Linked DNA regions of Mus musculus: region 2 is linked to region 1. Evidence: chromatin loops called from intact Hi-C (ENCODE). Cell type or tissue: heart. All regions are shown on one strand. Each heading gives the region's core, and the rest is flanking DNA. Links, peaks and the distances in the headings are about the cores only.

Region 1 (5,395 bases), core at 316-5,315:
GCCACCAACCCATGAGCATGCTGGACCTAGAACCTTATACATTTGTAGTGAATTTGCAGCTTAGTCTTTATGTGGGTCCTCTAACAAGTGGAGTGGGCCCTCTCTCAGTCTCTATTCCCTGCCATTGGATCTCCTTCCCCTATCTAGACTGCCTTGTTGGACCTCAGGGAAAGAGGATTTGCCTAGTCCTTCTCAGACTAGATATCCCAGGGTGGTGTGATACCTATGGAGGGGTCCCCTTCTCTGAGCAGAAGGTGGGCAATGAGGCAAGGTATTTGTAAGGGTGGGACTGGGAGGAGAGGATGAAGGGAGGCTATGATCTGGATGTTCAATGAATAAAAATTAATATATTTTAAAATTCCTACAGTCTTTACAAACTCAAACACATTAAAATTTCAGTCCCTTTAAATAGCCTATTTCTTTTAAAACTCAAAGTCTTTAAAATTTGAAGTCATTCAACTGTGGCTCCAGTAAAATACTTTCTTATTTCAAGAGGAAGAAATCAGAGGATAGTCACAATCAAATCAAGGCAAAAATCAAACTCCTACTGTCTAATGTCTGGGACCCACTCACAGTCTTCTGGGCTCCTCAACAACACTTGGATCACTTCCTTGGCTCTGCCCTCTATAGCGTATATATCTTCTAGGCTCCTGCTGGTTCCACTCCACTACTGCTGCTGTTCATGGTAGTCAGCCCATGGTATTAGCATCTTTAAAATGTTGGGGTTTTCTGTTGCAACTGGGCTGCATTTTCATCAACAGCTTTTCATAGATTCTCTTCATGGTCCCAAGCCTTAGTTCTTTTTATGACCCTTTCAGTCTGGGATTTCAACTGAGGCTATACCTTCACCAATATCTTATCCTGGCCTCTCACAGGATCAAGCCTCAGCTGCTCTCCATAACCCCTTCCTGCCTTCAAATCCAGTACCACCTGCATGACTCTTATACTACCAAGTTTAGCACAGTAAAAGACACAACCTTGGCCACTTATGGAACACAGCTTAAGTGTGCTGAATCTCAGGAAACCTTCCTGGAACATTTCACCTCAACTATGCTGGACTCTTCTTAATACTACTAATATCTCAGCTCCAGCTGACCAGCACTGGTTATCCTAAAAGTTTTCGTTTTAGTAGTTCTGGTAGCTCATTGAGCACCTGATTCTTCTGCCCCAACTAAGCAGAACCACAGAATCTTAAGTCAAAATGGCAAAAGCAAACAGCACTGAGTGTCTTTAAAATTCCCTGATAGTTCACAAGTCAGGTCTCCGTCATCTACACTGTTTTCAACATCCCCAATATCTTTGAACAATATCTTCCAAGCTCCTATAAAATAGATCAATCACTAAGCTCTCAACACTCAATGACTTTCCAAGGGCAAATTTCCAAGGTCTTTCCACAATCTTCCCCCAAAATAACATGGTCAGGTCTGTTAAAGCATTACCCTGCTACACTGGTACCAACTTGTCTTAGAGTTTCTATTGCTGAGAGGAAACACCAAAAAGTAAGCTTGAGAGAACAGAGCTTATATGGGCTACACTTTCAAATATTGATTTTCGTTACTGAAGGAAATCAAGACAGATACTCAAAGAGGACAGGATCCTAGAGGCAAGGAGCTGATGGAGAGATACTGCTTACTAGTTTGTTCCCCATGGCTTGCTCAGCCTGCTTTCTTATAGAACTCAGCATCACCAGTCCAGGAGTGGCAGTACCCACAATGAGCTGGGCCCTTCTCCATTGATCTCTTATTAGCAAAATATCTTACAGCTGGATCACATGAAGGAATTTCCTTAACTGAATCTTCTTCCTCTCTGATGACTTTACCTTGTGTTATGTTGACACAAAATCAGTCAGTATATTTACCTTATCATACAAAATATTATTCCCCAAAACATAGCATAGGAAGTGCTACTTACAACTATTCTCTTATAATTCAGTATTTAGATACACAAACAAAAGATAACTTTATACGTAAGGAATCACGTTTTACGTACACTGGAATGTTGAAGTCACCATCTAGTGTTCATCTAGTGTTCTATGATCCTGCCTGCTGTATCTCCTGTAAAATAGCAAGGGGACATTTCTACAGAATATATTTCTAGTGCACAATAGACACGCTAAGCAATTTAGTACAATCTAAGTATAATACACATCTTATAATCTTAAGATCTTTTAAAAGGTTTTAAGTATGTATTTTCAGTCTCTGCTTCATGTGACATTTATAAACCTTTCAAAAATATTTTAAGGTTTCCAAACATTGATTAAAATATGGCTTAGGGGGTGGTTCTAGGAAGTCAAATGAAGGAACAGTGAGAGATATAGCCTAGAAGAGGTGCAGGAAAGGGTTGGGAACACTTTTTATTCTGAGAGAGACTAGAGACTGGAATTAAATGAGAAGAATCCAAGCATCAGGTTAAATACATAGCAGACTACATTTGAACACCCCCTTCAGCTGTTGCCACATGTGACTGTCAATACACATTTGTAGATCAGTGACCACATAAGAGAAGTTAGAGTAGAAGTGACATCTGGTGGTCAATTCTGATTGTCAATTAGATGGAGTTTAGTATCATCATGGAAACAGATCTCTGAGTAGGGTTGTGAATTTATGGATAACATTAATAGAGGAGTGAAGACCTACCCTATTGTGGGCGGCACCATCTCCTTGTTGAATAATAAAGAGAAAGTGAGGTGGAAACCAGCATTCATTTACTCTCCATTGGGTCGCATGCAATGTCTCCTGGCATATCAAACTCCCCATCAAAATAGAATGTGCTTGGAATTCAAAACCAGATTAACTTTTTCCTATCTAAAAATGCATTTGTTAGACATTTATCCCAACTACAGAAATTTAACTAAGAAAGGTTTTCATTGAAAAGAGTCAAGATGTTAATAATTACCTCCTGATCTCTTGCATATGGATTCAGAGAAAATGAGGAACTGTGGTCAAAGGCTGAAAAGAGGGAGTTGAGTCTTCTCAAAGGCATCATGGATCATAAAAAAGGAGGCATCTCAGCACGTCTTGATTATAAAACACATGGGGAAAATTAAGAAAGTGTTTTATAGTAACAACAAAGATACTGGAAATAAAAGAGATGAAGCTCTTAAGAGAAAGGTGAATTCTTCATCAATTTCTTGCCTACATATAAAGGAGGAATAAGGACGAATAGATGATATTTCCATAGATATTAGTAAGAAACCGTGGGATAAGTGATGCCTAGAGATGAGTCACTTGGGTAAAATATAACGTGTAGATGTATTAAGGGAATCCTCAATCTCTTTACCAGGCTTTTAGTGTGTGCTAAGTGCTGATCCAACTGTTTTATATAAATCTTCCAAAAGAGAAAAGAATGTTAATAGAATAATAGTGTGATTGCTGCTGGGAATATGCTATCCTTGTGACATCATGACATCACAGCAACGCACTGCCTCACAGCCTTCGAGATGGACTGCCATGCTCATACCTTCTGCTCAAGAATGTACGATAAGATTTTTACTCTTACCTTATGGGGATGTTTGCTTCACGATCAATAAGATTTAACTTGGTCTCTAATTGCTGCCAAATCTTCTTACCTGCATAGATTGCTTGAAGTTTATTATCACCTTCCAACTTCACCAGAATTTGATGCACCTGAATGGACCTTTCTAGATGCTTCTCTTACATTCTTAACATGTTAGTTTAGAGCAGTTCTTTTCAGGTAGTTGTAGAAACCAAAATCTTCCTGGTGGATTCTTGGATATTTTTTCTCTTGTACATAGTACATACACTCTATCAACAAAAATGTGCCAATCCTGATTTCAGAATATAACAGCCTCTCTCATTCTGAACTCCTGGTTACTGTAAGCACCCACTCAGATGAGAATGATAACCTAATTATTTTCTTTACTTTCCCTGACGCTTTTATATCCCTAACAGGGTATCTGGAGTAGAAACCTATTAATCCCCAAATGAAATTACATGATTTTTCTGATGGAAACCCCGCAGTGGCTAACTATGCCACTGATTAAAAGCCACAATCAGCACAGTGGTTTGCACAACCCAGCTCATTTGCCATTATCCATTGGCTCTTCTCCCTCTGCCTTCAACAGGCTGTGTGATGCTCCTGGAACACTGACAGACCTCTATACACAGAAATCAGAGTTATTGTCCTTCTCTCTGGAAGCCTTTTCTTTCTGGTATCAATGTGGCTTACTTGCATCCTTCTTACAGATATCTGAATGTGACATTTGTGATAAATATCCATCTGTCCACCCTATTTAAAATAACATACCTACATTGTCTGCCAGCACTTTATTTTCTCTGTGGTCCTCATATACAATTCAATATATTTAGTACATTAGCACAGTGGTTTTGTTTAGTTTCTTACATAAGAATTGTCATGAACTGTAGACTTAATCTTTTTTGGCAACCATACCAAGAACACACGAGAAAAAAAAAATTGTATGTTCAATGATTGTTTTCCAAATTGCAAGAGTGACTGTTGTTTGCTCTATGTAAATGCTTGGCTTCTGCTTACTGCCAATGTAAGTTGATCTGGGTTAGGTACTTGTCACAACACCTGCCAATTGACATATTGTGTAATGCCCCAGAACTTGAAGAATGTTATTTCTCTAAAAATAGATTAGAGGAATAAAGCTGTGCCTTTTTTTTCCAGCATTTTGAACTGACAACTACAACAATCTTGAGAGAGATATTGGAAAGTAAGCCAGGAATGTCATTATATGATAGGAGTGAGGAGCCTCTGTAAAAGACAGAGGCTTCTGGAGATGAAAAAAAACAACGCTTTGTTGGGAGTGTAGGAATGTAAGTCAGTGGGTAGAGACCTAACTTTGCCTTCATGAGGATCATATCAACTACAACACACACACGCACACATATACACACATACACACATGCACACACACACACACACTCACATTCAAGGTACACACACATATTCCACATGCACACACACATGCATAAGCACATGCCTACAACACACACACATACACACACACACATACACATTCAAGGTACGTACACATATTCCCACATGCACACACACACACATGCACAAGCACATGCATACACACACACACACAAACCAAACAAATTCACAAACTTAAACACACACACACACACAAGTACATGCACAAGATACAAAAACATATTCTGTGAGGAGAAAGCCAACATGTTGGAGACGATCAATACATATCTGTTTCATAAAGTTGTAGAAGGCATACATCTTCACCTGACTAAACTGAAAGTATCCTCAAATTTTGTAATTTACATTAAATGTTTTCAAGAGTTTTTCTAAGCTGGCTCTGATATCAAATTCCATTATTTAACTGCCAACTTTAAATGTGTAAAGATCCAAGAAGATACTTAGATAACACTTTGTTAGAGCTGCCCAGTATTGG
Region 2 (5,395 bases), core at 236-5,235, 150 kb before region 1:
GAGTTGGTGTTCTCTATTCACATAGCCCAGATTATTCGAGTATAAACCAGTTGGGGTAACATACACCAATGATCCCAGTACTGGGGAGAGGGCAGCTGCAGGAGGATTACAGCAAATTTAAAGTCAGTCTGGGCAACATAGCATGTACCAGACCAACCAGAGCAATATAATGGGAGTCTGTTTCAGAGAAAACCCAAACCCAAATAGAAACTAAAATGGCAGAGGGGGAGAAAGGAAAGAAGATTCAGATAATGAATGCGGTAATAAACATATATTTTCTAGCTCACATTTGCCCTGAGAGACTGTAATATCATGCTGGAATATAAGGTTCATCCTGGACAGACTTAATTGCTAAAAAAAAGTTTGATTTTAAGGGCCAACACCAGCATAAAAGTCAAGATTACACAACAAATCTGATTTTTTTTCCTCCTATAAACTATAAAAGCAAAGCCTACAAAACAGTTCAATGAGGTAGGAAGTGAGATGTTCAAAAACCAATCTAAAGAATATTTCATTGCTTTGTACAAATGCCATGCAGAGCTCCTTGGTTATTGAGAACCAACTCAGGAGCAAAAGCAAGTCATTGGCAATTGATGTGTTGAATTAGCATGAACTCTTTCAAATAGGGTGAGTTATTTGGATTCCTGATGAAATATTTCCCTGAGTCCAATCACAATAGAGCTGATCTCTTCCTGAATAAATGTTTTCCTTTAGAAGTATAATTTACACGCACCTATAGTTCTCCGAGTGACCTCTGTCTATATCACAGCAACATTAAAGCCATCACCCATTTCATTTTAGATTCAGAGTAGGGAAAATGTATTCTTGAAACAGGTTTGAATAATTGTTGATTGTATTTGAAAATATGCCATTTTGAGAGACCTTTATGTCCCATCAGCTGTTCTATGAGAAAGTGGGGATTGGATAGGATCAGCTTATTGGATGCTTTCCCACGATCTCACATACTTCTACCTATGACACAAATAAGAAAGGAAATCCATGAAAATCTGGACTGTTCTTGTAGATAAATATCTAAAAGTACTTGGATATAGACTTCACTTTGAAGTGTTTCCAGAAATATAACTCAAACCTAGCACATTCCATAGTGATCTAATTAGTTAATTCAATATCCTTCTCAGCATGCACTTAATAAGTCTCTATTATTGCATTGGTTACTAAGCAATAAGCTTAATAAAATGAGTGTTCATGTCAGATCTATATAGTAGTATGTTATCAAGTAAAAAACCAACTAAGCATACAACAGTATAACAAATCAAAGCTTTAATTATTGTGTCTGAGATATTTGCTATCTGGTTGGGATGTGACTAATGTTGAATGTTATCTGTTTTAGTCATCCTCCAAAGTGGCTGGATGAAAATATTATCTTCTCAGAAATGGGATGGGTGAGTGAGGGGGTGGGAGTTATAAAGGCATCACCTTGTGATCGTTCAGGAATTTGCAACTTTAGAACACAAGTTTAACAATGCAGAGCACATGTAAACTATTCTTCCAGTCTCTTCAGTTATAAAAAACCTTAATGGTATCTATCTTTGTCTATTATATTTTTTCATTATTATAAATAATGCCATTTAGAGATAACTGATATAGTGAAAATCCAGGTAAAAGATTCAAAAATAGTATGTGGAGGAGGAGAGTTTTTTTGTTTTTGTTTTTTTTTTGGTATTTTGTTTGTTTGTTTTTGTTTTTGTTTTGTTTTGTTTTGTTTTGTTTTTGGTACAGTAAGAGTGAAATGGGAGGAGCTACCCTAAGCCCAAAGAAGGCAGCTATGTGGATACCTGGAGAAAATGATGTTTTAGAGTTTGAATTAGCTGGAATGTAAACATAAAACTGTATACAAAAATAAAGACTCTTTTGGCTTGCCTACATGAGTTCATCTTGTGGTGTTTAAAATCAGGTCTTGTATATTTATTTGTCTAGTTAGTTATTATCAGTTATAGGGAAAATGTTCTGCTGTTTGAATAAATACTTGGGTTATCTCATTTACAACTGTAATTGTAGTTGCCACCTGTAACAGTTAGAAAGCAGAAATTCTTTCTCATACCCAACTATAACTCAAAGCTCATTAATAAACAGTTGCTCATTCCTCCTCCACCACATAATAAGGGTAGACTATTTGGAAGGCAGACTTGAGAGGGTTTGATAATGTGTTTGTAATCTATTATGAAATGAGGAAAATAATTAAAACATAACAAGACAAAGCATTCCTTCCAGTGATATAAAGATGTAATATTTAATTAAGTAAACCACAGTAACTTACTTATTGATAATTATATTAAGTTCAGAACTATGCTGGAATAAAGCAAAAAGAAATGGGGTTGCATTCCCAACTCTGTTTCTCCATATTACCAAAATTGGATAAGCCTAACTGGAAACTTAAAAGGCCTGCTTTCTGCAAAATATACATTCTTCAGAATTGACTATAATTATACTGTCCTTTCTTCTTCCTTAAGCCTATTTGTAGAATGTAGTGTTTCATAATATGGATTGGATCTAAGGAGATATTTTTCAGTTATTAAAATGGCGCTCTTTTCTACTTAGTGGGTCAGTGTTCCTTGTTCCAAAATGGTGTGGCATGTGTAATAATATTCCTGATCTCCCAATTTTCTGCCACTCTTAATACCCCCTCCAGCCATAGTTTTTACTTATGGGAATGTCAAAGTGAAACGTGCTTGCAGACATGGTATCTATTGATGTCAAAAATTGGTCTTGTTCTCCTTTTTATCCTCAGTCCCATATGGAGGCAATGTTAGGAGATGTAGTATGACTATCAGTCCACCAGATGGGGAAGAACTCTGAGGCATGAACTCGTGAATCACTGGAGTGATTCAGTAATTTCCCAAACCTCATGAATTTCAAGGAGGTAACAGTTGTGCCCATTATGCAAGAACTGTGTTAAAACATAAGTGGCAGTACAGTTAAATAAAAATATTTATGATACATGTCCATTATTCTTGCTTTACATAAAATAAAATTTATGAATTTGAGAACAGTGCCCCAAATCTTCCATCCTGCTGGGAGACCTTCCTGTTGGTAGAGGAAATGGACATTGGAGGCCACCACTCATGAAAAATACATTGAGTCATGAGGATTGGCTAGGGGTGAATCACAGGGCACTGTTGTTTTTTCCTGCCAAAGGACAGCCAATATTAAAATGAAAACTAATATTCTCCAAGAAGCTCACTTTGTTTAGTTTGAGATTTTTTGAAGCTATATTTAAACTCTTCATTTCAAGAATGTTCCCCACTCCTTTACAAGTAAAGTACTTCTAAAACACTGGGTAGGTGTTTTAAGGATCTGCTGAATAATGAGAGGTCAGTATTCCACATCCGTAATCTCTCATGGAGGCAAACATCATTGCTTGGGTTGCACAGGCTTGCAGTCTTTTTCACTAGAGAAATGAATAAAGATGATAACAGGTTTCCTCGCCATTGGGCTCTGATTCTAAGTGTTTAAGTGTTGCTTTTGAGGTAGTAAATGCTCATCCAAGTAGAATATTTCTATATCTGTGTCATGCTCCTCCTACTATAACAAATCAAAGAACCAAAAATGAATGAATATTTTTAAAATTCTTCTTATGCTATACTCAAAATTGCATAATATTTATTACTCATTGGCTCAACAACTAAATAAATTAGCATGTGTTAGTCATTGAGTGTATGCAGAGCATAATTTCATATGTGATAATGGGAGATGCTACAGCTGCTAACATAACTAACTCTGTATGTATACAAATAGCCACATCTCTAAGATATAATAGTTACATATGTAACTTATTGGTAGATTGAACATATACATTTTATAATGTCTACATTATGTTGTAATTTGAAAAATTTGTTGTTGAATAGAGAAGGTATACTAATCTATTATATGATTGAAACTTATTGATATCTTGCTTTGACTAAATGAAGTTTAAACCTAGTCTAGATTTTTAGGGAAAAATATTTCTAGTGTGAACTTTGAAATTTATGACTAGGTTGAAAAGATATGCCCACACAGAAATATTCATGGAAATTAAACCACCAACATAGATAATTTCCAAGACACAGAAACAAAGATGGATAAATACACAGAAATATACTTATACAATAGATCTTCATTCGGTGCTAATATTAGGAATTATCAGGTCTCTGAAAGTCATGTTAAGCACTTAAAAATACATTAATATGCAACCTACTATTCCATCTGTAGGAGAGTGTGGAGAAGACAAAGCTATGGGGACTGTGAGAAGGGACCATGTGCACCAGAGGTAATGTGTAGATATAGCAAAAGGGACGAGCAGGCAAGTACAAGGGACATTTCAAGTCAACCAAGAAACTGTGAACATTTAATGATGCGTTGATGTCTCCTTAAATCTGACCAGATCCTGGTGTTGTGTCATGCCATGATTTAACCTAAGGCAGTTGTGTCCTATGTGAGAACAGATGGAGTATGCTGACCAACAGAACTGTGCCTGTGGGTTACAGGGGACAGATGTAGGGATCACTGCACTTTTGCTTGCATTTGATATAAATTTAAAATTGTCTGAAAATTAAAAATGGACCAATAAATGACTATCAAAGTATGGTGGTCAAGATGGTATAACAAGTACTTCTTGAAAAGCAGTAAAATGAATTTAATATCATATGGACTTCTGCCCAAAGTGTAGCTAAAAACAGATCATTTATTAAATGAAATGGGGTAAATGCTTGGGAAAAAAAAACAAGTCTGTTTCATACAAACCTTATCAGAAAAGCTTTATAAATAAATAAGCTACTCAAATATTTTATAAACAGGAAAATTAAGCAAGTATTAGGAGAGGAAAAATAAATGCTATCCGAGTGTCATGGTTGTTTCTATAATGGATGTGGTCATTAAGTTTTTGAATTTTCTGAGTATGGCATAAACACAAAACAACTGAATAAAATAAATAAGAATTTGAGGAAATGAAAAATCTCTCCAGGGATAATCATAGCAATATGGCAAATCAGCGTCCAAAACACATCTCTGCAAATTATATATTAAATGGATCCAAAATATTGCAGGGAAAACATAAAAATAAACTCACAAAGTCAATCATCTTCATAGCATTCTTTTTAAGGGGACAAAACCTCAGAGAAACTTAACATTCAAATATAAGAACAACAAAAAAGACAGAAGGAATGCATCAGTGGTTAAAAATGTAGATCCCCAAAGTCATGAAAAGAGAGAGAGAGAAAAAAAAAAGCAATCCTAGAAGCCATGAAAAGAAAGCATCTTGATTTGAAAATTTCAGGTCTGAATTTATGATTATAAAACACGTGAGCCAACAGTACATATGCTAAGTACACACATAAACAAATGCTGATTTAGAAAAAAAAAAGAACTGGAAAATCTAGACAGGAGTGATTTTTGAAGT

The links. Peaks named below come from ENCODE experiments on the same cell type or tissue, not always from the same donor. Only the 100,000 strongest peaks of a DNase experiment are listed, where the experiment ranks them.
Region 2: a loop joins it to region 1, with 7 times the contacts of the local background. A loop is called at or near these places in 2 of 42 quality-filtered maps.

Annotation. Positions count from the first base shown.
Region 1 is chr10:73,361,605-73,366,999 of GRCm38, forward strand. It overlaps a transcript of Pcdh15 not described here. Among named protein-coding and RNA genes, the nearest start is that of A330049N07Rik, 280 kb to the left of the region's middle. In heart, for the core only: a CTCF peak has its summit at 2,524 (motif pointing left); no DNase peak of the experiment used is centred there.
Region 2 is chr10:73,213,405-73,218,799 of GRCm38, forward strand. It overlaps a transcript of Pcdh15 not described here. Among named protein-coding and RNA genes, the nearest start is that of A330049N07Rik, 130 kb to the left of the region's middle. In heart, for the core only: a CTCF peak has its summit at 2,792; no DNase peak of the experiment used is centred there.